Linked DNA regions of Mus musculus: regions 2, 3, 4, 5, 6 and 7 are each linked to region 1. A link is a loop called in an ENCODE intact Hi-C map of the cell type or tissue named here. Cell type or tissue: heart. All regions are shown on one strand.

Region 1 (4,000 bases):
CTCTTCAGACAAACAAGATTCACTGTCCATGGTCTGAATCAGTAGCATTTTATAACAGATTTGTATCTGGCTCAATATGAAAGCTCTCTGATTATACAACAGGTATTTGAAAACAGTGTTATAATGATAACGATGGTAACAAGCACAGTAAAAACGACTAAAATCAGAAAACATCCAATACCAACAATTTAGATAACACAGGTCTTTATTATTATCAGCTACAACACCCAGGATGATTGGGAGAGGGAAGTGGTGGGCAGGGTATTAAGGGCATCTTGGAAATAGATCCCAAACACTGGCCTTTATAAGGCATTGTGAGGTTAACCATCAGTTTAAGGTTCAATTAATTTAGCATCCATCCTAAGACAAATTTAACATTTGCTGTTATCCTGCTGCAAGTCTGTTCCGATTCTTACCAAAAGTTCGCAGAGGAATCTGCAGATATGAAGCTTGCCGGGCGGTATATGGTCACAAAAATTCCTATTCTTCCCTCGGCTTTTTACAAAGGAGGTACGCGTTCATAAACAGCAAAATACTTTACAAAAGAGGAGGTGCATCCCTGGCAATTACTGTCTTTAGACCACTGGCAATATCTGGGCAAATCTTAAAATACGTTTGCTCCAAGGAAGAGGGAAAAAAAAAACTTTAATCTACAATAAGGAATATATTAAAGTGCTGGCAAGGGAGGGGGGTAGCGGGGGTGTCACGAGAAGTGTTTCCAGGAAGCTTGTTTTGAGGATTCAAAACAACAACCACAAAAATACGCGGTCAGAGGGAGGGAAAGAAAAAAAAAGCTTCGATAAAAGCTGGGTGGGAAATAAAACTTGGGTCCACCGTGTTCTCTCTGCTCCAGTGCTTACGCGGTAGGGCAAAAAGCCTTTCTGGTCGACTTCACCAAAATGCGCACTTCATCACAAGAGGCCCGGGCCTCCCACTCTAGTCCTTCAACCCCAAATGCTGCGTGAAAGCTCTGAGAAAGGAGAGGGGTGCAAGAGGAGGGGATGGGGGGGGCGGCAGCTGCCCCCTCGCTTTCTTTGCAGTTGGGGTTTTGCACAGTTGCGGTTGTTCCCAGTTCTTCCTACGTGTGCGCACTGGAGAGTGAGGAGCTTCAGCCCGCTCTCCCCGGGGGGGAAAGGGACTAGGGAAGGAGAGCAGAGGGAGGAGGCAGGGGCGCCGATGCCCCGCCGGGCCCTCCCACAGTGGCGCTCCGGGTGCGCAGGGCCCGCGCATCCCGCCACCCCTCTCCTCTTCTCTCTGCTCTCCTCCGGGCGCCGCCTGGCCGGCGGGGGTGCAGCCCACACTCCTGCGGGGGCGCCTGGGTGCTGCGCACCAGCCTGAGAGCCGGGATCCCCGAGCCACTCACCGCAGCAGCAGGAGCCCAGCAACAGCGCCGCCGCCAAGGGCCACATCTCCGCGCCGCCGGGGGGTCGCCGCCGCAGGTGTCTGGAGCAGCCGCCGCCTCCGCTGCTGCCTTCAAGGGAAACGACCGACCAGCAGCGCCGCAGCAGTGACAGGCAGGAGCGGCCGCCCAGGCTGCCCGGGGGTGCGCGCGCGCGCGTGCTCGCCGCCCCGCGCACGCGCACTCCGCCCCGCCTGGCCGCCTCTGCTCGTTGACGTGACGCCAGCCTCACACCCAGCCCTGGGCAGGCTCCGGCGGAGAGCGCCAAGAATCAGCCTGTCCCCGGGGCTGCGCGGGTTGCACTCTCTGCTCACGGCCCCCGTCCCTCCAGCCAGCTCTCTTCCGGCTTCGTGTCCTGGGCCGGCCTGAAAGACGGGAGCATGGGACACACACGCTCACCGGAACTCACGGCACGCGTCCCTGCGCAGCCCCGCTGCTCTCTACTCCCTCTGGCCAAGCTCGCCCTGGACCTCGGAGCCGCCCAACCTCAGTCCAACTCCTCCTCCCTGCTCTCCCGGTGTAGGCGCTGCTTCTGCTTTCACCATCTTCCCTCCCAAGGCGCGCAGCCCTGGAGCCGCAGGGCTGGGCGGAGAGAGGGCGCTGTGACCAGGTCCTGGCCCCCGAGGAACTCCTTCCCTCTGGCTCCCCCTGGCCCTGATCTCTCCCCGGTCTGACTTGTTCCAGAAGTGGACCTCCTTATCTGTTTTTCTTTCTTTGTTGGCTAATGTTTTCATCCCCCAAGCAGGGTTGGGCAATCAAGTTCCATGCATAATGAGCAGTTTAAAACCACGAAGGAGAAAGGGTGACAGACACAAGGATTGTGGCAGACAGGCCCCGTGTGAGTAAACAGATCCTTGACGCTATCGGCAATATTGGGAAACTGGCTTATGTCTGCATCCTTGTGTAGACCTCTGACCTGTTTGAGTTCAGTTCTTGAATAGGTTTAAAAGTGTAGCTCTAAGCCACTCTCTTCACCCTGAGGCAAAGGTCCTTTGACTAAAAGGACTTGATCTCTGTAATAATGGGTGCCCATTCTGGGTGATATTCTCTGAGCTGAGCTAAAAGACTATCACACTATTTATTGCACTTCTTAAAGTCTTCTACCCCATTTCCTTCTCAATAGCCAGTGTAGCAGCAATCCAATTCAGGATAAAACTTGCCACTGTCTATGATGCTGTGACAGTGTCCTTATTTCATGATTATTTTCCTAAGGAAATAACCACTCCCTCCCAGATAGGGTACCAACAACAAACTAAAGTAGGATTCCACCGAAGTCAGTCTTGGACCAAAAGGTTTCTTGAGCTTGCTATAAGTTACTTCCCACCCAGCAGCGCAGAAGATCTGAAAGCAACCACACCTAAAAATTTCACCGCAGCATGAATTCCCCGTTCTTTTGATACCCTTCTATAGTCGGCATACTCTAGCACCTACTTAGGGGTGTCTGAGAGGTGCAAGAGGAAGTAGCTAGAATCTCAAGTAAGGGTTCAATGACCCTCCTGTCACTCTCCTTCCTGGAGGAAAGATCCACAGTCAGCACATCCTATCTTGAGAGTCACAAGTAGTCACCACTGTTCTGAGGAACATGATTGCTGTTACGCTCAGAGAATAGCACTCAACAAACATCCCTTAGTATACAACTGTGTGTGTGTCTGTGTGTCAGAGAAAGAGAGAGAGAGAGAGAGAGAGAGAGAGAGAGAGAGAGAGAGAGAGAGATTTCCTCCACATTATCAATTCTTTAAACCCCAAAAGTTCCCTTTCCCCCCCACCCCCATTGATCTAGATGATGTGTTAATGTGACTTAAGAGTTCTGATGGTTAAGGTTTTCAATGGCAGACCAGATACCCTCCGACTATCAAAGGAACCGGTTAATGCTGATATGGATACAAAACAATGACCGCTCACCAGACCTTGAGCGTTAGGGACATTGTGTATCAGAGAGCAGCTGCTCGGCTAAAAAAGGCTGTCAGCTGTTCCTGGATGCAGCTAACCCTGTAAAGCTGACTACTGACTGGAAAACACTGTGCCCAACCTGCAGAGGTGGAGATCCAGTGATGCTCTGTGTTATGCTGGGAGCTACGGGGGCCATATGATTGTCTTCTTGTGCAGAAAATGGAATGGGCATAAGTTGGTTGGATGAGAAGTCAAGAGGGTGGTAACTGTTCTCTCGGGCATTTGAGATGGGGCGTGAGGTTGAGTCTATCCCAGAAAAGTTCTATAGCAATTTCTGCAGAGTTGATAACTTCTCTCTGAGAGAACCTTAAACTCCAAGTCCAGAACCTAAAGTCCTTAGAAGTTCTCTTCCAATTGATCCAAACATTTTTATCCAGACTTTGAGCTTGGCATGAGAGAGGAGGGGATAGGTGCACATTAGATATTTTGAACACAGGTAGCACACATTAACTATGTTAATTAAGAGTCTCCACACAAGCTGTGGGTAGGGTGTTGTGCCCAGTTCAGATAAGGAAACAGAAGAGGTACCATGGGCCTGGAGTTACTTATTCTGGTGTTCTCTGGAGCTCTCACCTGGGCCCTTTCCTTGAGTTTTCATCAGACGTGTGGTTTCCCCTGAATCACTTCTGACCTTAGAGTGGAGGAATATGG
Region 2 (4,000 bases), 140 kb before region 1:
CCACAGAATAAATATTTCAGGCTTTTCGGGCAATGAACAACCCTGTGGTTTAGCCTTCTCCTTTCTTTGCTTGCATGTTTGCAACCTTGAAAGTTTTTAAATAAATTCCAATAAAACACTGTTGGAAATATAAAGCAAGCCGCCAGTCCAGGAGCTTAGCAGTTAGGATGACAAAGGAGAAACGGAGGCCAAGGGATACAGACAGGTGCCCTCTCTGGTGATACAATGGAAATCAGTATACTGACCAAGTGTTCATCCTCGTCCAGTACACTTAAATATGCAGGTGTGGAGGAAGGTATGTGGGGGTAGATATATGGATATAATACACACTCACACACATGCAAATACAAACACACATACCCCAAACACACTCACTCCAAATATACACACACACACAAACACACACAGACACATACCCCAAACATACACACACACACACACACACACACAAATACACACACACACACAAACACACACAGATACAAAAACACACAAACACACATAAACACACATGCCAAACACACACATACATACATACACACACACAAACATATATACACATATGCATACACACCCAAACACACATACTTGAAGAAAAATTCTTGGAAGCACTAAGACCCCCATGAAAGTTCCCAAATCCTGAGTGATGCAACTTTTTCTCCTACTTGATAGATACCCAGCATGTTTCTCAGTTACTCAACCTGAGCCTGTCTTAATGGTTTTTCTAAATGACCAAACCCCACTGAGAACTGCTAAAACCCACGGTGAGAATCTTCATTGATTCCCACTTGAGAGTAATTCCCAGGAAGCCCATGTAGTAGATAGCTGCCCATCAAAAATCCTTCATGGTGGTCTCCCTTGCTGAGAGATCCTCGCAGGCGGCTCATATGAATTCTAGAAGAGAACATTGAAAGAACAGAAAATCATCACAGACAAATATGACCTGGAACATTCTCTACACAATATCCAGAGGTCAGAGGTCACAGTTCAAGAGGCATTGAGATTTCCAAACTGGCTCTCCATGGAATCACAGAATCTTAACCAGAGGATAAGAACCAGGAAGCTGAGGCTTTAGCCGCTGTCTCTGCATCAAATCAAATTGGGTCTGAAGAGGATGGCACTTTTTAACAAGTGTTTAGTATAGGTTATGTTCAAAAATGGTTCTTACAGATGGTCTAGTATCCAACATATGCCGCTGAAAGAGGGGTGTACTAGAATGGCAGGGATTGCAAGAGCTACTGAGGGCTAAGGCTGGTTTGCTACGTGGCCTGGCCCATATCAGAGCAGAAATTAATCTAAAAAAAGCAGAGGAAGAAGGCAGGAAGATCTCCAAAGGCTAACTGTGATGGGACCTTTTGCCCTGAAAATGCAATGTTTGGGAATCTGGAAAGACAGCCAGTAGTCAAGACTAGAAGGGTCAGTTTCCAGTGCTTCCAAGGTGGCTCACGACTGTCTGTAATTCCAGTTCCAGAGGATTTGAAGCTCTTCTGGCCTCCACAGGCTCTTGCATACATGTGGTACACATATGTACATGCAGAAAAACACCCATATATAAAATGAAAAAGTAAACAAATCTTTTTTTTTTTTTTAAGGAAAAGAAATGTTCTAGCAGAAACATTTTTTTAAATCACAACGAGGTAGCCCCTGTAACTAAGATAAAATTGGATGGAGCGATGAACCATTTTAAAATAATTCTCCACCCTTCTCAGAGAGAGCAAAATGGTTATGAAATAGGAGTTAAATATAGTAACGACAAAACTCAATGTCCAATATTCTGTCCCATGATTCCCACTAAGTGAATTCACATTTGGTTTGGCCGCATGCCTGGGTTTGAGTTGTAGGAAAATGTTCACCACATGGAAGACACTAGGAGTCACTGTTCTTTGGAATAGAGCATAGAGGTCAGGAGGGGCCTTTCAAGGAGTGGGGACATGCCAGACTAGATGGCAGTGCCTCGATACACATGTATGTAGACGCAATCTAGGCTTTCTTGCTAACAAGCGCATTCTGATCCAGTGGGTCTTGGCCTGAATACAACCTTTCTAACAAGCTGCTGAATGATGCAGGAGCTGCTGATCTGTGGCTCACTATGAACCACAGGGGACCAGGGCAATAACAGCATCTCCAAGTTGGTGGCCTTTGGTCAGTAATAAATGTTAATGATAATAGCTTACATGCAAAATGCAAACGACCAGAAACGAAGTCACAGAGAGAGCTATAGGGAAGGCTGCAAGAGACTGCCAGCAAATACTATTCTGTTGGCTGCTCCAGAAGGGCTTAGTGTAAGCAGAGACACTGGTGGGAAAGTGTCTGCCTTCAAGGTCCAATGAAAGACACAGACCACTCCTAGTCTGACGGGTTGGTGGAGCACCTGACTCACGTCATGGGCAAAACTATCAGGGTGGTGGCTCAGTCAGATTCCGTAAAATGTGTTCTAGGCTTGAAAATGTACAGAGACAGAGATGAACAGGCTGGATCTTCTGACCCTGAAAGGAAGGATGATAGAGATGAACAGAGGTAGAAAAATCTGAAAAATAGCAGGTTATACACAAAATATAGTGGACCAACGAGGTGTTCTTAAGGCAAATGGAGGGTGACTGTTCCATATCCCTACAGATAAGAACTGAAAAACTTAGTGCCAGCATCTGCCTTTGCTTCGTCAATTGACAGGAAAATACAGGGCTACCGTGATCAAATTATCCAGAAGGGAATTTTATGATTTCAAGCAGTTTTATCACTTAAAAGAAACCCTGTATCCTAGAACCTTTGGTCATGTGGGGCTACCACCTCAGCTTTTGTGATGATTAGCTTGTGGGCTGCACATTTGAGAAGACCCACAATCAGTTTTCAGCCTTGTCTATGGCTTAAAAGGCTTACAGAGAGATTTTTCTCTCTGGCCTCTGTCTAGAAGCTTCTCTTGTAGCACTCCAAGCAGATGCAGCTTCAAGCAATCTGGGACACAAGGGAAATTCCTCTTTGATGTTTCTAGGCAGCTTCTCTCTGGACCTTTCGTTCCACTCCCAACCCTGCCTCCTCTGCGTCCAAACTCTGCACCCATCCATCAGCACAGGGAACAAACACATGATGCTTTCAGGAAGGGAGTGCAAACAGCTGCTCGGATATTGTAGCCATTTGTATTTAGTTTATATCTTCATGAAAAATTACTCAGTTTTTCTTGTCACAAAGCAAATAGAATCATGACTTATGTTTTATAATTTATATAACCAATTTCATATACTTGTCAACTTCTTATCAGATTTCTGACAGTTATAAATCATTTCCCCTTCTGGAAAGATGAAAATAAGCCCCCCACCCCCACTGCCTACCTGTAGCCATCTCCAAGATTAGGTTTTCACGTTGTTGCTCCCTCTGGAGTAATCAGGTACATGAAATATTTACTGATGAGAACTCAGCCCGTACAGGCAAATGATGATGTTGCCTTTAACCCAGGGTGTAGTCCTAGGGAAGAGTTTTCGAGAGAGAATCAGGGTAGCAACAAGATGGCTCCAAGTATCATCAATGTAGGGAATGCCTAAAGAAGTCTAAAGACTTAAAGCTGTAGGATTGGAGGGTAGGGTGAGGTATCCTTCTACTCATGGCAAGCGAACATTATGTGACAAATTCAACAAAACCTTTGAGTGCAATGGTGAACAGCAGTGATTGTCTATGGGGAGGTAAAGGCTGGCTCCAAATGATAACACTATTAAATAAAATCATGAAACCAATGTACATTGAAGCCACAATAGAAGGAGTTAGACCTTCATGCACTAATACACAGCTTCTCTGGGCCATTTTTGGCTAAAATGCAAGACATTTACACCTTCCTTTCAAAACCTATAAATCTATTATTGGAGTGGGTATATAACATTTCCTGAGGAATACCATGGCAAGAAATATTAATAATGGGTACAACAGATATGAAGAACTAATGTCTTTAATATATGCTCCTTTGCAGCACTCTCTCCATGAATCATAATATTATTAATTAATTAATAATATT
Region 3 (4,000 bases), 190 kb before region 1:
TTTGATAAAGCTTAGTTGACAGAACCAGATGACAAGCTACTTTTGTTCCTGGGTGTGTTCTTTGATGATCCTTGGATCAACTCTGACAGGAGCGGGTATTAGTGCACCCTTGTTCCTGTTCATTTAGACGAGGTCTCATGCATTCTGTCTGGCTTCAATCTGGAATTCGTTATGTAGCTGAGGATGACCTTAAACTTCCGGTCCTCTTGCTGTCTCTTCTTGAGAACTGGATCATAGGTGTGTGCCTCTGTGACTGTTTATGTGGCGACTTGCTCTTTATCAGAAGGTTTCCTGCTATACAGTAACCTTATAAGGTTTAGAGTTCCTGAGCCAGGTTTTCACGGTTACCCATTAATCATATCCTGGCATTTCAGAGCATCGCACCAGGGCCAGAGATGTGGTGAGGAAGCTCCAGTTCTTTGCTTTTCCACGTTGCTGATTCTGAGAAGGTAGCCCAGCCTGAATGTCCTCTCATCCTGCTAATATCTAACCGGCTACCTAGCAACATGATGGTTGTCCTACTTCCGTTTCTGGTGCTGGGATAAAATATCCCGATATAAAAAAACAACTTATGGGAGAAAGGGCCTATTTTAGCTCACAATTCCAGCTTATAGTCCATTATTTTGGGGGGAAGTCACACTGGCAGGAGCTTGAAGCAACTAGTCGGAGCACATCCGCAGTCTAGAGCAGAGAGAAATAAATTCACCTGTGCTTGCTTGCTTTACTCTAATACAGCCCAGGACTCAACCCCAGAGACACTGCATACAGCGGGCCGGTTGGCTGGGTCTTTCCACACCAATTAATCTAAGAAAGAAAAAAGCCCCTCCTAGGCATGCCCACAGGCTAGCCTGATCTAGGCAATCCCTCACAGAATCAACAAGGATTCTGTCCCTTTCTAGGTACTCCACTTTAGGCAAAGACTGTAGCCTGCTTCTTAAGCTCTAAAATGAGTTAATAATAGAATCTGATAGGTTTTCTTGAGGATTTAATGAGGTAATGAATGTAATTATAATGGCAAGCACAATGCCTGACCTGAAACAGATGCTTGGCAGCCACTAGCTCTTACGAATAATGTTTTATTCAATCAGGAAAGGCAGGTCTAAATGCTGAGGAAGCTCAGGGCGAGGTGGGAACGTCTGGAGAGGTATGCATTCTGTTTCTGGTGGGGTTTTTTCCTTGCTTTACTTAATACAGCCTAGGACCCAAATGCCAGAGAATAGTACTGTGTACACCGAGCTGGGTCTTTCCATTTAACCTAAGTAGGAAAAAAGCCCCTCCAGGCATGCCCATAGGCTAGCCTGATCTAGATCAGCCTAACCTGATCATAGCTGGCACCCCCACACATTGTATCCAATACTCCATGATTCAAAAGGTAATGAACGAGAAAGTGGTGGGCTTCAATTCCCAACCCTATTAATACCACAAGATTTGAGCTACATAAACCACTAGTATGAAATTGCTGGTATTCATTAAACCTTGACAATATGAATTATGTTTAGAAATAATGAATACACACACATATATAGTGTTTTGTTTGTTTTGGCTGTTTTGAGACAGGGTCTCAGTTTCTAGCCTAGGCTGGCCTGAAATAATATATTTTTAAATTAAGTCACTTGCCTGGAGGTCGGCCTCGTACTGGCATTTAGTGACATCTCAGTAAAGGCAGGGCATAGGCAGTATGAACTTTTTACACCGTGATTGTTTCACAGGAGTGACAACTGCGAGAACTTCTCATTCCCTTCGTCTGCCCTCACTGTTTCACCAGGTTTGGGTAGGAAGCACATGCCTGGTGTTCTGTGGAAGTGGTGGAGTGGGAGGAGGTTAACTGCAAGCTTTATCTCTCTCTGCTGCCAGTCGTCCAATTCTATGCTTTTCTCTGACTTTCATCAGTGATGAGGTCATCCCAGCGCGAGAAAAGCAAACTCCTATCTTTCAGATTCGATGAAGGCTAGCATTGTTTAGTCTGCATAAATAGAGGCCAGACCCATAGAGCCCAGGAGGCAAGCGGCTCGCCCTCTAGCGGTTTCACTGGCTAATGCCGGTCACTCACCGGAGCACTGACAGGAAGGCGGGAGCGTGAGGGCTAAAATGTAAGTTAAAATTAGATCAATAGTCAGCTTGGCTGTCTCAATCAATGCTTCGCAGGGAGAGCATACAACCATCTATTTATAAGCTAAACCCGGTATTATCTTCCTCTTTTAGGACGCAGAGATCCATTACTGCGCGCGGCAGGGGAGAGGATGCTGCGCGGAGGTTCCTGCCACTTTACAGCTCACTGGCTCGCGCTACCTCACCAGCCTGGGATGGGACGCTGCTGAAAGACCAGCCTAGCCTTCGGCTCTTCTCTCTGCGCAGGACCTTAGGGTCCCGTGCCCCTGCTGTGTCCCCTAACCACTCACTCTCGCCAATCCCGTGCAGCAATCGACCGCATCCTAAGTTTTAAATTGACAAGGTCAAATAGGGAACCTAGTGCATGGGTGAGTTTGCGGAGGGGTATAGGGCAAATGCATTAAAAATAACAGAACTCAAGGGCCCTCCTACAGAAACAGGCCACACATCAGCTGGATTCTAAACACAGGCTTGACTGCCCTTTTAAAAGGTTTTCCAACTAGCTCCCCCACTGACCTGAATTATTCATCCTTGCTCAGGCAAATGTTGCTGTCAATAACTGGGGTTCCTCCTCCTCCTCCTCCTCCTCCTCCTCCTCCTCCTCCTCCTCCTCCTCCTCCTCCTCCTCCCCATCAAAACAGGAATAGATATAGATTTGTGTAGCAGGCCAGTGAAGTTCTTAAGTTAAGGTCTGGGAGAGGTGGAACTCCACTAGCCCCAGTCTGCCCCCCGGGAAGGTATCTCTGATACACAAAATAGATCTACAGGAAGCTATTGTGTTGCTGTGGTTAAACTGCAGTTTTTCAAATGAGAGAGAGAGAGAGAGAGAAAAAAAAAACAGAGACAGAAGGGGGGGGAGAGACAGAGAGAGACAGAGAGACAGAGAGACAGAGACAGAGAGAGACAGAGACAGAGAGAGACACACACAGACAGACAGAGGGAGAGGAGGGACAGGGACAGAGAAAGAGAAAGGAATTTGATTTGGCGCCCTCACAATGCAAGATCAAACCATAATTTTTCAGAAAAAAAAACTTGTATCATATATATATATATATATATATATAATATTCTAACTTTTGTTTTTCTGTATCTGGAATTTTTCTTTCATAAGCATGCACTATTTTTATGATAGAAAAACTTTAAAGGCCTAAAGAACTTTAATATTAGCATAAATGTACATTAAGTATATTTTTAGAGTGGATCTATTAGCTGCTATATCATTTGACATAAAAGGCTTTTGAACTAAAGATAGGAACTGTTGTATTCTTTATTTAGAAATAGTATCTTCCATCCCCTTCCAATTCTTGTTGGCTTACCTCCAAAATAGTCTGCATCTGTCGCTTCCTCGCCATCTTTGCAGCTCCTCTCGGGGACAAGCCACCATTCATCAGCTTTCACCTGGATACCCAAAATATCTTGTCGGCAGTTTCTTACTGCCACCTTTCCCCAAAGAGGGGCTTCACTTGCCACTGTAGCAACCAGATTGGTCTTTTAAAATGTAAATCAGATATTCCTTTTTTTTTTTCTTTTCGAGACAGGGTTTCTCTGTGTAGCCCTGGCTGTCCTGCCTTGGTTAGATGATGTTCTTTCCCATAGCCAGAATGTAGTCTGCTGGGGTTTATCTTCAGGGTCATTTTGACTGGGCTTGGAATGACCTGGGAGTTGTGTGTCCCTTGGATGTGTCTGCTTCCAGAGAGGTTTAACCAAGGAGGAGCTGAGGTGTGTCATGAAGGCAGGTGGTATCATTCCATGGGTTGAGGTCTCTGGCTGAATAATCAAGGGAGGCTGAAGAAATGGCTGGGCAGTTAAGAGGGCTTCCTGTTCTTGCAGAGAAACTGGCACAGTTCCCAGCACCCATGCTGTGGGACCTAACAATCTCCTGTAACTCTGA
Region 4 (4,000 bases), 330 kb after region 1:
TAGTAGATAATATTATCAGACATAAACACGCATATACCTGTGCACAGTGACTATTAGTGATAGTCAATGAACCTATGAGGCTGTGGGTTAGCAACCCAAGACGAGCATTTATATTTCAGTGCTGGTAGTTTTGTCAATAGAGGTATTCTAGTTAATCTGGAAAAAGCTATGTGAACTGTATATTTATTTAAGATTTGATTACAAGGATGCCCCAGTGTGACAATTATATCCAAAATGTGCCAACCTTCCTTTTGCTCAGCTAATGTCTTGTAGAGGACATGTTTGGTTGCAGCTTCAAGGTCAAGGGAGAACGCTCTGACTTCCTGTAGGGGAAAGCTGACCCCTGTCTCTCTGTCGCTGTCTCCCTGTCCTTGTCTCTGTCTGTCTGTCTCTCTCTTTTTCTCTCCCTCTCTCTCTTTCTCCCTCCCCATCTCTGTCTGTCTTTTAATCATTAGCCATAATCCAGTTTTGAGCAAAACCAGAGAATGGGCAGACATGACGCCAACCTTGTCCCTTCTGCCAAGCTGCTCCCTTAGCACAGGGGACCAGCCAATATCAACAGCCGGGAAATCTATGACAAGGCAACTGCCTCTGGAAGTCTCTGCTCCCTCCAGTTGCTGCTGTGACTTTGTGTTCTCAGCTGAACTTCATCCACTGGAGTCTAAATTCAGCTCAGACGCTCCTTGCCTGCCTCTGCTTGGAATGCAGAGATCAGCATGTGAAGGTCGTTTGAAGGATCCTATGTTCTATCCTGGGCATAGCTTTGTGAGAGGAAATGAGGGTAGGAAACATTTTACACATCCTCTCAAAGTTGTGATTTATAAAACTTAACTCTACCTGCTCCATATTTTGAGTAATTATTAATTCTCATTTCGAGTAACAACAGGGACATTTCTCTTGGTCCACAGCACCAACCCACCAGCTGGAAGTCAAAAACCTTAGGGTTCAATTTGGTCTTCTGTCCTTCCATCTCAGCCAAACTGTCCTAGCCAAAATTTTCTCAGTAGGAGAAAAATCCATTAGCAAGTCATTACAACATCCACATGTGCAAAACAGGAAACCAAACATCTTTCCAACACCTACCACTTGAACTTTCCAACTGACTCTCAGCTTCAGGTAATGGAGTTACAGAAAATGCAAATTTCCTGGAACTCTGATATAAATACCAGCAGGCAGAGGACAATTCTTTAAGTTCTGTGGACCTTGGTGCATCTGTTCTCACTGCCTTAATAGTGGTCCAGACTAGAGCTGGAGGAAGGTGATCTATTTAGTGGGCCAGTTTTTCCCAGCTGTACTCTGTGGAGCTCATGTTATTTTGAGAAAGGAGAAAAGGTAAGCAGGTAAATAGGGCCGTTCATGCCCCCACCCTCCGCTGTCATTTCAGCCATTCCAATGTGAAGCTCTTTAACTTCCCAAATGAAGAAAACATTTGAACCTACTGCAGCTTGAAGAACTGATGTCACATCTGCCACCTGATGTTCACATTTCAGTACTGGCTCCATCTGCTGGTAAACTTATGTCACTGGATCAAAATACTTGAGGCAATCCTTTCAGAGTTTTAGAGACAGCAAAACTGACTCATCTGCAGTTCCCTTTAGTCCAGAACTGCAGCAGAATACCATGTAGTAGCCATGTGATAGATAAAAGAATTGTCTTATCATGAGACAAAATTCACAGATCACATGAAGCACAAGAAAGAGGAAGACCAAAGTGTGGATGCTTTGGTCCTTCTTAGAAAAGGGGAAAGTACTCACAGGAGGAAACACGGAGACAAAAGTGAGGAGCAGAGACTGAAGGAAAGGCCATCCAGAGACTGCCTCACCTGGGGATCCATCCCATGTACAGTCACCAAACCCAGAAGCTATTGAGGATGCCAAGAGGTGCTTGTTGACAGGAGCCTGATATAACCTGAGAAGCTCTGCCAGAGCCTGACAAATATAGAAGCAGATACTCAGTCAACCATTGGACTGAGCACAGGGTCCCCAATGGATGAGTTAGAGAAAGGACTGAAGACGCTGAAGGGGTTTGCAACCCCATAGGAGGAACAACAATATCAACCAACCAGACCACTTTCTTCCCCTGACCCCAGACTCCCAGGGACTAAACCACCAACCAAAAGTACACATGGAGGGACCCATGGCTCCAGTTGCATATGTAGCAGAGGATGGCCTTGTTGGGTATCAATGGGAGGAGAGGCCCTTGGTCCTGTGAAGGCTCCATGCCCCAGTGTAGATGAATGCCAGGGCAGGGAGGTGGGAGTGGGTAGGTGGGTGGAGGAACACCTTCATAGAAGCAGGGGGGCTGTGATAGGGGGTTTTGGGTGGTGGGAACCTGGAAAAGGTATAACATTTGAAATGTAAATAAAGAAAATATCCATTAAAAATAACATGGGCATGTGTGCATAAGCAAAGGACCAGCAGAGCTTGAGATAAAGGAAGGCAAGGAGAACCAGGGTCCCAATGTCCCTTCATTGGCATGTCCCCAGTACCATTCTTCTATAAGGTCCAGTTTGTAACATTTCTATCACCCATCAATAATGGTGTATGCTAAGAACTAGGTCTTTAAGGTATAGCACTTTGGGGAACATTCATGATTTAAACTATAACATTCTGCTCTGGTCCAGTAGCTTACTGTTTTTCTCAGCACAAAGCAAATTAAGTCTATGTTCAGAATCTTAATCAATATTGGCCGTATTCAACAGTACAAATTCAGAGTCTACTCTGATACTTGAGACAAACTTCTGGGTGTGAGCCTTAAAAAATCAAAACAAAGAACATACCTGTAAGATCATGGCATGGGATAGACATTCCCAATCCAAAGGAGAGAATTCTGGGTCAAGAAAGGAAGAATCAGACAGAAACTCTATGGGACAAATGAACCTCAAGTTTCCATGTCCTGCATCTTGGGCAGATGATAGCATACTGGCTTTCCAAGGGCTTGGACAAAACTTTCTCTGGCTTTGCTGCTGGCTTCATTCCACGTGACCTATCTCAGGTTGGCTCTGCATGCTGTGTGTAGCCTCTTACGTCTAAGTCAGCTTTCCATGGCTGTGAGGAAATACTTGAAATAAACAACCTAGAAGCAGGAAAGATCTATTTGTGCTTCCAACTTGGAAGACTTCAGCCTATGATCACTTAGCTGTGTTGCTTTGGGACATGTTATGAAGCAGAGCACCACAATGGTGAGCCTGTGATAAACTCACTTTTTGGGAGGAGAGATTTTGAAGATATAGAGGAAGAGGATAGCCCCAATATCTTGATCAGACAAACATCCATTTTCTAGGCTCCAGACCACAGTGTTTCAGCTACCTTTCTATACTGTCGCAGGCAGACTACCAAATCTTGCATACATTGCTTTTAGGGGACATCACAGGTGCATATTCTTGCCGTCTCTCTTTCCAAGGATTCTCACTGCTGTACATATCATCCTAACAGAGGCTTCCATTGAGTTCTCTGACTCCACTGTTGTCTTTCTAAACTGATTTTGAAATTTAAGTTGAAGTCTTCATGACCCCCGTAACTGTGACATTTATCATATTGTGAAGCAGTATTATGTGGGGGTTGGCACCAAGGTCATAAGTGGGACCTTTACTAGGGCCCACTTGACCATGGCTACAGTCACTTGATCTGATGAGTGATCTGGTGTCCATACTCACAGGGGAAATGATTCGAGGAAAGAACTCCATCACTACTTCAGTGCCAGCTGAGGTCCAAAGACTCATATTTCAAAGGAGAGTCTTGAAGCAAGTTTATATGGCCATGCCTTTGACCCCATAATGAGCAAGAGTTTGTCAGTTCCTCTGGTGCCCTTGAGGAATCGTTCTTGCTATCCTGGTACAAAGTGCATGGTTTTCTAACACCATCGATTGCCTTAGCATGCTAGCAGCACTCCTATATCCTTATCAGCATCTTTGAACCCACTCATTTTTGGGGCTAAACTGTGTTACTTAGATATTTCCTCTATGTTTTGCTCCCATTTCTCATGATAAATTTGGCTAAAG
Region 5 (4,000 bases), 180 kb before region 1:
CCCTGCCTTCGAAGATTCCTGTAGAAAAAGAAGGCTGAGTTCCCAGTCAACTATTAAACATTTGCCTGCCTCCACCTTGTTTGAAAACAGGATTTAAAATGCATCGCCAACGATAAGACCTAGTGTGGAGACTGTTACGGATGAGGTATATAGGGTAGAATGTAGAAGGTAGGGAAACTATCAGACATAGAAGATTATGACCCTGGGCAGAGGAATATTTATAGCTGATGGAGTTCCAGGACCAGGAGAATTGTAGGCTTATGAATTACAGACTAACGGAAGCAAGAGCTGGGCCCTTGTTCCTTGAAAACATAAAAGTGAATGTTTTACCCTTTCCTATATGGAGTTTATCACTGTCAAGTCTTCCTGCTCATGATTACTAAACTGGTCCAGCGGGGAAAAGGGAAGGAGAAGAAAATATAAGATCACTGATGAGTGACACCTTCCTGCAAAGTCCCTTCCACTCCCATCAGCACACCCTGTTACTGCGGACAGCTCCGATCTCTCGAGAGAGGTAGGAAAAGGAATTGAATTCAAATAAAAGGGAAATCATGAGAAGATACTGTATGCAAAAAGTATTTTTGTGTTTAATCTTCAATATGATTGATTTCTATAAGATTTTGTGGTGTTCTATACCTTTCTGTTCTTGACTGAAATTTTATGTCTCTGCTCAAGCCTGGAGGAGAGGTTGCTAAGCAATTTAACAACATAAACAAGCAAGAGAGGTGCTCAGAGCCAATGGGAAGCAGTCTGTTCTTATATTCTTAGGCGAACAAGCTGTATTTAAAGATATTATTGCATTATTGTCTGCATGCACATGCACTGCTATTTCTAAATGAATCGCATCTCTTTTTTGAGAGAGGCTGCCTACTGGCCATCATACAGCAATTCCAGTGATTAAAAACGTTCCCATTTCTTTAAAAATATCAACTATTGATGATAGCTTGCATAGTATGAGGAGCCAGGCACAATCCTAAGCAAGGGACACTTCACAAAAGCCATTTTATTTCATCTTTATCATATTGGGAGGTAACAGCATATGGTATCCATCTTTTTAGTAGGTGAGGAAATTATCAAGTTTGAATAATTTGTCAATGGTCACTCAACAGGTAGAGCCCAGTATCAATTAATTTAAGCATGCTAGAATGATCCTTCAGCGTCTTCAAAGAGTACAAAAGTTTCTATATCAGTGATGGTTAACCCAGTTGCCTGGCTTGTAACCAAGACTTACCTTTCTTCTTTCTCAGCTAGATGCTTTGGTGGCCAGTCTTTTCTTTCAGTCAATGGGTAGTTAGACTGCATTTTGTAAAATTTGGAAAACAGTAGTTTGGTAAAGTAACACTCATCTGGTATCTATAGCGGCTCCTCTGTTGGTTTCCAGTACATCACCTTTCTAATTGCATATCCAGAGTCAATTAACTTTGGTAATTTTCATCTATAAAACTGGAATAATATTAGCAGCCTTGCAAAGTTGCTGGGGAAATGAGATTCCATAATGTAAAGTGCCCTGCTCAATGCAGACAGCTGATAGCATTTGTCAGATACGAATTCCCTTCTGCATCCTTTCCTGTCATTCATGCATGAGGTGCTGGATCTGTCTTCAGAGTTGGCAATGTGTCTAAGAGAATTCTGAATGCCTTGGTTTGACATGCAGACTTCGTCCTAACTTTGGAAGGATTGTGAGACGATGAACTAAGTAGTTTTCCTGTTTGATGTAATGATGTTCAGATCTCCATACCATCTCCCACCCGTATCAAAGAGATTTCATGATGACACACTCAAGATATCGGAGACTCAAGAGTTCTGCTTCGGTCCCTTCAATTGGAGTCATCTGGAATTAAAGGGCTCTTCTAGACTGGGTCATCTTTTTCTGCTAGGATGGATTTGATTGCTTTGACAAGCTCAAGCCACTCGCCTCCAGGTGGAGCTGCATGAGAGAGAGAGAGAGAGAGAGAGAGAGAGAGAGAGAGAGAGAGAGAGAGAGAGAGAGAGAGAGAGAATGGAGACCAAGGAAAGCAAAATAGGTTTGTTCCCCCAGAGAACCAGCCAGGGAAAGATACAATGAAACAAGAAATGGTGCATGATCCTAGGGGATTTGCTGGGACGAGAAGTGACATGTGAACTCATTCAGCCGGTTTAATTCCGCAGGAACCTGAAGAGACTACCAATGTGTTTGGCCAGCCCAGGGTAGGATGCAAAAGAAATGAGACAAGAGTCCCCTCGGAGCTGGCAGTCTGGGAGTGGCTGCTTACTGACACAGGGCTGAACCCCAGAAGACTCTGCGTAACTCAGCGATGAAACTGAGATGCAGGTGAAGGCATGGTTTCTAAGGTCAGATAGAGGCTATTAGCTTTGTGTGTGCTGCTATCTCCCAGGCACTGAATTAGATGACTCAAATAAAGGAACTCATTCGATTTAATCCTAAAAACAAACCTTTGACATGAGAGCCTGTTCTGATGGGGAGGAAATTGAAGCACAAAGATTAAATACTCTGCCAGTGATCCAACTGCAAGTGAGCTTTGCGATGCAAAGCTGAATGTGACTGTATGGAATGCTGAGCTCTCTGAAGCCATGCAGCCTCTTGCTAAATTCTTCTAACTGCATCTCAATCTCCCCATGTGACAAGTGGACTGCAGAACCCCAGACTTGGACATCCCATACTGTTTGGGGTTGACACCTTGCTTGTACTTCATATCAAGCAATCTGTCCCTCACTTTAGTCCTTAATAACTGAGCACTTCTGTTATCTAGTCATATGATATGGAGAATGCTCAGACTAGGGTGGGCTTAAGACCCAAGGGAGGGGAGATTAAAAACAGAGAGTGAGAGATACTATTGCTATATCAGTTTTGTCTCTCCTGGGCATAATCCCAGGGAGCCCATGTTATAACCTTACAGTAACCCCTCACCCCATTCTGCCCTGTTTTCTTGGACTAAATTGAGTTTCTGTTACCTGTGACCAACAAATCCCCAAATAGGACAAATGTGTTCCTCATTTTGAGGAATCCACGAGATAAGGTAAATTACAAAGGGCAAAGTTGATGAGACCACAGCTATTTTATCTTTGTGAGTAAAATAGCAATTTGGTTTTTATAATTGGGTTCCAAGGTTTTCAGTTCATGGAATGTTTCATTATGTCTGAAGGAGGACACGCATACATTTCCCTTCTGTGTGTCCTGCTGGGAATAATGAACATAGTTGATAGTCATGTCAGAATCAAGTCTTAGAGTCATCAGGTTCTTTGCATCTGGGAGAAGTCAAGGGGCTGAAGCCTGGTCATCTGGTAAGTACTTTAAATTGGGTTTTCACTGGAGCCAGACAGCACCTTTCAAAATCTTCTCTAGGGACTGAGTCTGGCTGAGTGACAGAAACTCCTTCTGAGTGACAGGCTGGCTGGCCACGCTGCTATCTCTACCTGTGTGATAATGGTTCTGAGTTAGGTTTGACCGAGGAGACTTCCTATTTGATTTGGTTCGCTTACATTTCTGCTCTGTGTCACTCAAGATCACCAAAGCAACTGCACAAGCGTACAAACATGGCGGGAGAGAAATTGGTGCATCTCTGGAAGGGAAATGACAGCAAGCTTCACTCTGGGTTATTTAGTACTGGCTTTGAAAAGCACATATGCCAAAGTGTTTGGGGGTTGGGGTGGTGGCTTTGTGTATGTTTGGGGTCAGAGAACAACTCGCTCAGGTTAGTTGTTCTTCCACACTGTGGATCCTGGGGGTTGAATGAGACCCTCAGGGTTGGCAGCAAGTGCTTTTACCCATTGAACCTTCTCACTGGCCCTTATCCTGGCTACTTTGCCTCTGGGTTGATGAGTCCATGCTGAGCTTATGGAGAAGGCTGGAAACGCCACACTCTCTGCTGGTATTTCACCTGCCACCCGACAGGTTGCATATTGTTTTATTTATCATGGAACTCAGGGTGCCAACTCTCTCTTTGTCTCATAATCATTTCAGTATCTCCAGGGTGAAGATGGAGCTGGTTAACCTGGCTCT
Region 6 (4,000 bases), 330 kb after region 1:
CAAGGAGGCCCCTGGGAGCCACCTGTCTCTGTCTTCCTGTTCTGGGGTTATAGGCGCAAACAATCTTGCCTAACTTTTGCTTAGGTTCTGTGGATTCAAACCCAGGTCTCTGTGGTTGTACAACACTCACTTTACCATTACGGAATCTATCTAGGCTCTCAATAAATTTCATGAGTCTCCTTCAGTTAACCAATATTTGTATCCCTCTTCCTAAATATGTTTTGGAATATATTTGTAAAATGTAAAGAATGCATGGACCCAGGATTCTGACTCAACAGGAAAGACATACTTTTGTTCTTCTCAAATCAACAGCCATGGCTGAAAACCAGCAGCAGAAGAGTAGACACATAGGAACTATGTTTCCCTGTGGGACACTTACAAGTTCCTAATCTTTTGTTGATTTATAGCAGTTTTCCTTGGCATCAGAGAAACAAAGGAAGACAAATTTCCAAACTGAAGAAGTGAGACACGTGAACAATATGGAGAAGTCATGGAACGGCTTTGGATCCAGGTCATACTTGGTACCTCCCACAGTGAGTGACCTTAGACTCTTCTCAGAGAACTTTACTAAGAAAAGAAACCTATATTTGTATTCTTCTTAAACTGAGATTTCGCCCCCCTCCCGCCCTCCCAAGGGACACCTGTGAGTTGTCACAAAACACCCTGCCTTATAGTTCAAGGGCCATTCTTATTGATACAAAGGGATAGACTGAATGGACCTAGCATTGACCTTTAACAGTTCAAAACCACATGCTAATATAAAGAAAGTCGGCCCAAGCGTGATGGCACAGGCCAGCAATCACAGCATTCAGGCAGTCACGTAATAAGGCAAGGTGTTTATGGTTTGGATTTGGAATGGTCCCCACCAACTCATGTTTCAAATGTTTAGGTTCAGGTTTTCTATTTCAAATGTTTAGGTCCAGGCTGTACACTGTTTTGAAGGCTGTAGATCCTTTAGTGGAGTCTGTGCCCAAGGTCCTGAAATAATGACTTGAAGACTGAATTATTTATGAGTAATTGCCTACACCTGAGGCTTGGCTTGTTTGTTAGCTTATGACTCTTATCTTGTTTATTCTAAGTCTCAGTATATGGTTAGTTACCTCTCCTCAGGTTCATGTAACCATCTTCCTCAGAGTTTGAGGTGAATCTCCTCCTAAGCCCAACTCTATCCCAGAATCCTCTCTCCCTGCCAGAACTCCCACCTCTTATTTCCTTTCTAAGCTAATAAGACACCAGCTTTTTTTATTGACAGATAATGCTTCCATATAGCACACAAGAGAGTCTCTCTGTATCTACCTACTCTTACTTCTAGTCACATTTTCTCTGAATATTCTCTCTTATCCTGTTTACAAAATGCTTGTGCAATTTTCTACCACAGTGGACAGAGCTGCCCCTGCCTACTGTCATGCATTTTCATCTCTGTATCACAAAAGTAACTAAAATACAGGAGAAGTGCACATTTGAGGCTAGCCTGGGCTATCATAGTGAGTTTGAGGCCAGTCTAGCCTACATGGTAAAATCTTGTCTAAAATACAAAATTAAACGAAACATGTACTGAAAGAAGAGATGTGGATGTCCTTGTAGTGTAGCTTTCAAATTATATGGCCTACCCTAATATCTTCCACAAAGTAGGTCACTCAATCAGTGTTTTTTGACTTGACGTCAGAAAATCATTTCACGTTGAATGGCTCTACTCTAAGCAGACACTTGGACATAATTAAGAAGCACACCTCATTACAGCACATTCCAAACTGTAATGAAGAAACAAAGAGGAGATACAATGGGAAAGTAGTGCATTCTTTGGGACAATACCCTCTCCTCCCAAATTATAGTGTTGTTGTTGTTGATATTCTTCATAATGAATGTGTTTAAAGAAGAAAACAATACGAATAATCAATGAGAAAATAAAAGGAAAACCCAGGCATTAACAAGCATCAGTTTACTCCTTCAGCATGGCAGCTTTCTCACCCTGCGGAAGACAGAGTAGCAAGCTTTCATTTTTTTCTGGGTGTTTCCTTAGCTACGTACACCATGGGCTCATTCCTCAGTGCCTTTGATAGACCCCATATGCTCTAAGTAAGTGTCAGACAGACTCATCTCAGAAAAGAAGAACCACTTATCTAGTAATAAAAGCCATGCAAGCAGTTCATTTCATCTTAATTAGCCCAAGATGATGCTTTTGAAGTGCCCTGCTTTCTTATCAACACCGTGCCTCCTGCTGCATGGGAAGGAGGTTTTGACGTCTCTAACAACTCAGTCTCAAGAACCAGAATTGAGACCCACACTGCCTGGCCCTGTGCTGTCAAGGGATCTATAACAATGTGTGCCCACACAGATTTCCCTTCCTTCTGGATAAGTTATTCTTGCAATGTGAGAGGACTAGGCAGTGACACCTAGTCTCTCTGCTCAACACCACAATGTATCTACCTACTATATGTAAGGAGGCCACTAGGCATTAGCATGTGAGCAAGAGAATCTCTCTTTTATTAGGAAATCCAACTAGAAAGTAAAGGTAGAAAATAAGGTATAACATTGAAATGTAAATGAATGGCCATATCATTAGTTCAGGGGTACATTGAATCCCTATTTCTGCCCCTCTTTCTCCAGTTGTTTGCTGAAGACCAGGAGTGGGTATAGAGGATACATCTAGACAGTTCAGAGATGCCTCTTTCATATTTTTTATTGATACCTGACACTTGGAATCCTCAGTGGCCTGGAGAGAGAGAGAGAGAGAGAGAGAGAGAGAGAGAGAGAGAGAGAGAGAGAGAGAATAACCAGAAAACAAGAGTCAAAATGTCCCCAGTCTAATTAGTGAGCATCCTGTACAGTCTGCTGGTGGGATAGCCACTCTGAGCCTCTCCCAGTCACTTCATTTACACATTGTTCTCACTCAGCCTCTCACAGGAAGGCATCTTTCGGAAAGTGCTGCAAACACTACGTGTGAAAAGATAAAGATGGTATAAATAGCTTTCCAATTCTTCTTGCAGTTTGCTGGCTCTCATTTTGTTCTCCACAAGCTCTGGATATGAATAGAGCCAAACAGAAAGCATAAGAGCCTGAGGACATAGAGCCTGTGCCTGCTGCTCAAGGAAATCAAAGTCAGAGAAACCTTCATGGTTTCCCAACACACCCTTTCAGACCGGAAGTGCTCCCTGCGGCGGGTAGTGTCCAGTCATACTGCAGAGAATGGCTTTCCCAAACAGTTGATAAATCTGCTGTTTTATACCATTCTCCACCCTTCATATTTCTCTCTGGACCTCTGGATTGTGCTGGAGCTGCGAGTCCATGTTGCTTGGCAGATTTCATGCCTGTAAGAAACCATGACCTCAGGTCACACACTGGTAACAAAGCTGCCAAACATTTGCCAACTGGAAAATCAACTGAAAGAATGAAATAGCCAAGGAAGATATATGTCATTCTCTTTCTGATAGGGGCCACCCAGTGCAGTCTCTCTGGGAGAACTCCCTCACCAAACAAGAGTCCACTGAACTATGTGAACTCATAAAATGACTGTGAAGACTCGAGGGAATGTGAGAGGTTACTTCAAACACAGGAGGTAAGTTGCCTTTCTTAAAGTGCAACAATGCAAACCCCCCACCACATGCACGTCTGCTCTGCATGGGTGTCCCTAAGTCAAGCTCACACAGCAAGCTTGCGTGCAGAAGGCTTAGGATTCTATTCCACATGGTCGGATCCCAAGCTTCCTCACCTTCAGTTCAGACTGTTTGAATCAGTCTCCAGATCTATGTTACATACAGGTCACATGCAGGCCTACAGCCCTGCTTTGTAAGAAAGGCGCAGTGAGGAACTTCCTATCACCTTATAGAGTCAGAAAATGGATAGTACATTAACTCAATACTTCCCTTTCTGAGCACCACGCTCCAGTGCTAAGGACAGAACAATGGACAAAACAGACACAAATCTCTTCCCGGTATGAGCCTGCTTTCTCAGGAGGGGAAGCAAACCAATCGAAGTGAAATATAGAATATATTGGATGAGG
Region 7 (4,000 bases), 160 kb after region 1:
AACCAATTACATAAGAATCAGTGATCTATACTTCTATTTTCTAAACTTTTTCCATCCAGAAAGTATAAATGTTCAGGTACAGGTTTACAAGGAATTTACCCACCAATAACTGTTTATTCCTTATTATCACTCCTTGAGGCCAGAGGAAGGGACACTGACAGATACTGTGGGCCTGTGATGGGGATTCGGCAGCATGAAGGTATATCAGAATCACCTACAGATGTTTTATCTCCAGACCTTCTGAAAAGGCAGACCTGGACAAGAGCCTGACAACTTCTTCCTACATCCCCAGGTGATGTGGACGTGCTAGTCTGATGGTGACACCTTGACCTACTGGCTAGAATATCTCCACACAAATCCGTGGTACAAAGTGTCTTGCTCAAGCTTTGAGTTTCAGTACAGCAAGGCATTAATAAGAGCTCGTTAATAATATTACTATTAATAGTAAGTCCACTTTCCCTTTGTTTGACAGATAAATTTGAAAAACTTAACACTTTTATCCCCACCAAAAATGTTGGCCATCTATATTACTATGACCAATTTATTTTAAATAATAATCCCAATCTAGAAACTTCTATTATGGATCAGGATCAAGATGATCTTTCTTCTCTAATTTTTCTCCTTTTACAGACTAACTTGGCATTGTGGGCAGATTTTATACAAGAATTCTTCCAGACCTGTCTGGAAGAGGGTAAGAGCTTAAAACTGCCAAGAGAAATGATATGTGTCCCATTGATGGAAAAGAAAGTACGATAAATAACTCTTTAATTTCTTCTTACAGAATAAAACAAACACGGGATTTAGAGGGAAAAAAAAGCAATAGAACACAGTTATCACTAAGCTACCATGATTACAGGAGGGACTTTTGTCTATCACTCTTGACAACTATAGGCTCTGCCTTGGGGATATTCCAAACTTTCCCCACTACCGCAAGCGGGAACTTTAGGTCCTATATTGAGGGCCATTCCAAACACTTATTTCATTTGCCTTCTCCACTTCCCATTTTCTAAGAGTATTGTTGCAAAAGCACTAAGTCGTTTGAACCATAGTAATTAGCCCACAAGTTTACTTACTACATAACAAGTGCTGCTCAGAAATGTCCTAAGTATTCACAGTTGTTAGTTTACAAAGTCTAGCAAAGGAAAACATAAACTAGAAAGAGATCTAAATGATAAGGGCGCTCATCGCTAGAGATAGGTTTTTCTACCCTTTCTACTTTGGGTATTTTATTATATTTAAAACAAGATTTGTGTTTGGTAGACGGTGCGTGACTGTTTTGAAAAATGGGCAGACTGTCTTCCCCAGTCCTCCCTGCCATTACAAAACTTGTTTACTTTCTCCACAAAATGATCAAGTCTGAAAAACTACACCTTCCACAGTGCGGAAGTTTCCTTCCTGAGCACAGAAGCCAGAGGAAGGGATGTAAGGACCCCCGCGCGGGGTCTTCGCCTCACCTAAGGGGGAGCGTCCCCCTGGGGTCCAGCCAGCACCCGGCGCTGGGGGCAAGGCACGCACCTGGACGGGGGCTTCAGATTGCTCTTTCGGAGTAGCTCCTCCTCGTAGCGGAGCAGCTTCAGCTTCTCCACTAAGTCTTCCATCACCACGAACATGTGGTAGGCCGCTCCTGGCCCGCGCTCCACCACAGCCTCCCCTGCGCCTTCCCCGCGAGCCCGAGACACCCCATCGTCCAAGCCCGACGGCGGGATCACCGCGGCCGCGGCGGCCATCCCTGCTCAGACCCCCAGCGCCCGGCTGGGCTCCGGCCAGGATCTCTGCAGCCTTCGCCGCCCGCACCCCACAGACCGCACAGTCCCCACCGTTACCAGGCAACCGCAGGGCAGCCGGTCACCACGGCAACCAGACCCGCCTCCTTCGCTCCCAGCCGGCCTCTCTAAATTTTCACCAATCAAAGCTGGATTCTTACGTGACGTCACGCCATGCTGGTCCCTGGCCTAGGGGGTAGCTCCGCCCTATGGGCGTGGCGCATCGTCCCCCACCTCTTCCGCCTCTCCCGCGCGCCTTAAAGGCGTAGGGTCCCCAGCTATTTAGCGCTGCATGCTGAGTACAGCCAAGAGGAGCACAGGATCTGGTATTCTGCTCAGGGCTGCTGAATGAACAGACATCTGGTCATCGAGGTAGCAATTCAAAGGACTGAAACGAAGCAGAACAGAGTGTTGGAGGTTATGCTTGCTCAGTGATTCTTGTTTTATTTTCTCAAAGTGGGAAGTTGTGGTGAAACTCGCTGTCCTTAGGTTCACATTACCTCAGAAATTCCACCCGCAAGACTGCTAGTCTATTTCTTAACTTAATTGCTTATTAGATAGTGCTAGACTTACGAGTATATTCTAAATAAGACTTAAAGTCTTACAATGATCTTATCTCACTCCATTAGGAAAGCGGTTGCTTGGAAGAGGGCAGCTTGGGAAAAGATTTATACCACACACACATTGGCCTCAATCTGTTCCGAGCCCATGCAGATTTAAATTCTTGAGTACTAATGAAATCCCACAAAATATAGTATCTGGAAAGGAAGTGCTGCATTGTAGCACTTACATTTAGATAAGAACATTTCTGCTATTATGTCAGCACGTATTGACCTAGAAAACACATGGAGACATAACTGACCAGGGATGTGACTTATCCTTACAATAAAGTACTGCATCAGGCAATCTTTCTTGTAGTTAAAGATAAGAAGTGAAGCGAAGAGAAGTTGCCTAGCTACTTCTTAAGATAACTCAGAAGCAAGAGGTGTAACATTTGTCTGATTAACCCTGTGCCTGTTAAGGGGTCATCAACAGCTTATATCACACCCTAAATAATGTAGCAGGATCATATTTTTGACATAATTAAAATCTGAATCATATTTGTAAAAATCCTTGTGATAAAAGGAAGAGTTTTTCTTTCTAATCAGCCTTGTTTCTAATGCTAATAAAGGTATCCAAATGAAAAACATTGCTATTCATCAAATAAAAGACACACATAAAACTACTGATTTATGTAGAAAATAAAATGGAGATGAGAAATCCAAGGATAACTGGGTAATTGCACGCCTCACAGGTGGAGGTCAGAGGACAACCTTCTATATCAGTCCTCAACTACTACTTTGAGACAGACAGCTTTTCTGTAAACTTTTTTTAAATTTCTTTTGTTTTAATTAGGTATTTATTTCATTTACATTTCCAATGCTATCCTAAAAGTCCCCCGCCCACTCCCCCACCCACCCATTCCCACTTTTTGGCCCTGACATTCCCCTGTACTGAGGCAGATAAAGTTTGCAAGTCCAAAGGGCCTCTCTTTCCACTGATGGCCAACTAGGCCATCTTTTGATACATATGCAGCTAGAGTCAAGAGATCCAGGGTACTGGTTAGTTCATATTGTTGTTCCACCTACAGGGTTGTAGATCCCTTTAGCTCCTTTGGGTACTTTCAATAGCTACTCCATTGGGGGCCCTGTGATACATCCAATATCTGACTGTGAGCATCCACTTCTGTGTTTGCTAGGCCCTGGCATAGTCTCACAAGAGACAGCTATATCTGGGTCCTTTCAGCAAAATCTTGCTAGTGTATGCAATGGTGTCAGCGTTTGGAAGCTGATTATGGGATGGATCCCTGGGTATGGCAGTCTCTAGATGGTCCATCCTTTTGTCTCAGCTCCAAACTGTGTCTCTGTAACTCCTTCCATGGGAGTTTTGTTCCCAATTCTAAGAAGGGGCAAAGTGTCCACACTTTGGTCTTCGTTCTTCTTGAGTTTCATGTGTTTAGCAAATTGTATCTTGGGTATTCTAAGTTTCTGGGCTAATATCCACTTATCAGTGAGTACATATTGTGTGAGTTCTTTTGTGATTGTGTTACCTCACTCAGGATGATGCCCTCCAGGTCCATCCATTTGCCTAGGAATTTCATAAATTCATTCTTTTTAATAGCTGACTAGTACTCCATTGTGTAAATGTACCACATTTTCTGTATCCATTTCTCTGTTGAGGGGCATCTGGGTTCTTTC

The links. A loop is a pair of places that touch in the nucleus more often than their neighbours do. Peaks named below come from ENCODE experiments on the same cell type or tissue, not always from the same donor. Only the 100,000 strongest peaks of a DNase experiment are listed, where the experiment ranks them.
Region 2: it touches region 1 in a loop (2.1-fold over the local background); 2 of 42 quality-filtered maps call a loop at or near these places.
Region 3: a loop joins it to region 1, with 4 times the contacts of the local background. A loop is called at or near these places in 17 of 42 quality-filtered maps.
Region 4: a loop joins it to region 1, with 2.9 times the contacts of the local background. A loop is called at or near these places in 3 of 42 quality-filtered maps.
Region 5: it touches region 1 in a loop (2.4-fold over the local background); 17 of 42 quality-filtered maps call a loop at or near these places.
Region 6: a loop joins it to region 1, with 2.4 times the contacts of the local background. A loop is called at or near these places in 3 of 42 quality-filtered maps.
Region 7: it touches region 1 in a loop (6-fold over the local background); 13 of 42 quality-filtered maps call a loop at or near these places.

What each region holds. Positions count from the first base shown.
Region 1 is chr16:49,853,196-49,857,195 of GRCm38, reverse strand. Cd47 (CD47 antigen (Rh-related antigen, integrin-associated signal transducer)) reads right to left here and starts at 1,535. Exons shown (of 9, transcript NM_001368415.1): 1 at 1,364-1,535. The coding sequence starts at 1,409. It also overlaps Gm4633. In heart, a CTCF peak has its summit at 2,004; a DNase peak (open chromatin) is centred at 1,605; H3K4me3 peaks cover 2,607 bases; H3K27ac peaks cover 2,045 bases.
Region 2 is chr16:49,995,065-49,999,064 of GRCm38, reverse strand. It overlaps Gm6936 (predicted gene 6936), which reads right to left. Exons shown (of 4, transcript NR_045001.1): 3 at 3,327-3,459; 4 at 1,590-2,486. Among named protein-coding and RNA genes, the nearest start is that of Gm6936, 17 kb to the right of the region's middle. In heart, a CTCF peak has its summit at 1,868; DNase peaks (open chromatin) are centred at 1,854 and 3,034; H3K27me3 peaks cover 1,661 bases.
Region 3 is chr16:50,044,243-50,048,242 of GRCm38, reverse strand. It overlaps Gm4827 (predicted gene 4827), which reads left to right. Exons shown (of 4, transcript NR_045935.1): 2 at 2,203-2,477. Among named protein-coding and RNA genes, the nearest start is that of Gm32101, 3.4 kb to the left of the region's middle. In heart, a CTCF peak has its summit at 2,025; a DNase peak (open chromatin) is centred at 2,022; H3K4me3 peaks cover 796 bases.
Region 4 is chr16:49,526,758-49,530,757 of GRCm38, reverse strand. No RefSeq gene overlaps it. Among named protein-coding and RNA genes, the nearest start is that of Gm31494, 120 kb to the left of the region's middle. In heart, a CTCF peak has its summit at 1,511 (motif pointing left); no DNase peak of the experiment used is centred here; H3K27ac peaks cover 485 bases.
Region 5 is chr16:50,034,574-50,038,573 of GRCm38, reverse strand. All of the region lies in intron 2 of Gm4827 (predicted gene 4827), which reads left to right. Among named protein-coding and RNA genes, the nearest start is that of Gm32101, 13 kb to the left of the region's middle. In heart, a CTCF peak has its summit at 1,907 (motif pointing right); no DNase peak of the experiment used is centred here.
Region 6 is chr16:49,520,818-49,524,817 of GRCm38, reverse strand. No RefSeq gene overlaps it. Among named protein-coding and RNA genes, the nearest start is that of Gm4802, 110 kb to the right of the region's middle. In heart, no CTCF peak of the experiment used is centred here; no DNase peak of the experiment used is centred here; H3K27ac peaks cover 991 bases.
Region 7 is chr16:49,697,065-49,701,064 of GRCm38, reverse strand. Ift57 (intraflagellar transport 57) reads right to left here and starts at 1,771. Exons shown (of 11, transcript NM_028680.3): 1 at 1,516-1,771. The coding sequence starts at 1,727. In heart, no CTCF peak of the experiment used is centred here; a DNase peak (open chromatin) is centred at 1,914; H3K4me3 peaks cover 1,719 bases; H3K27ac peaks cover 1,125 bases.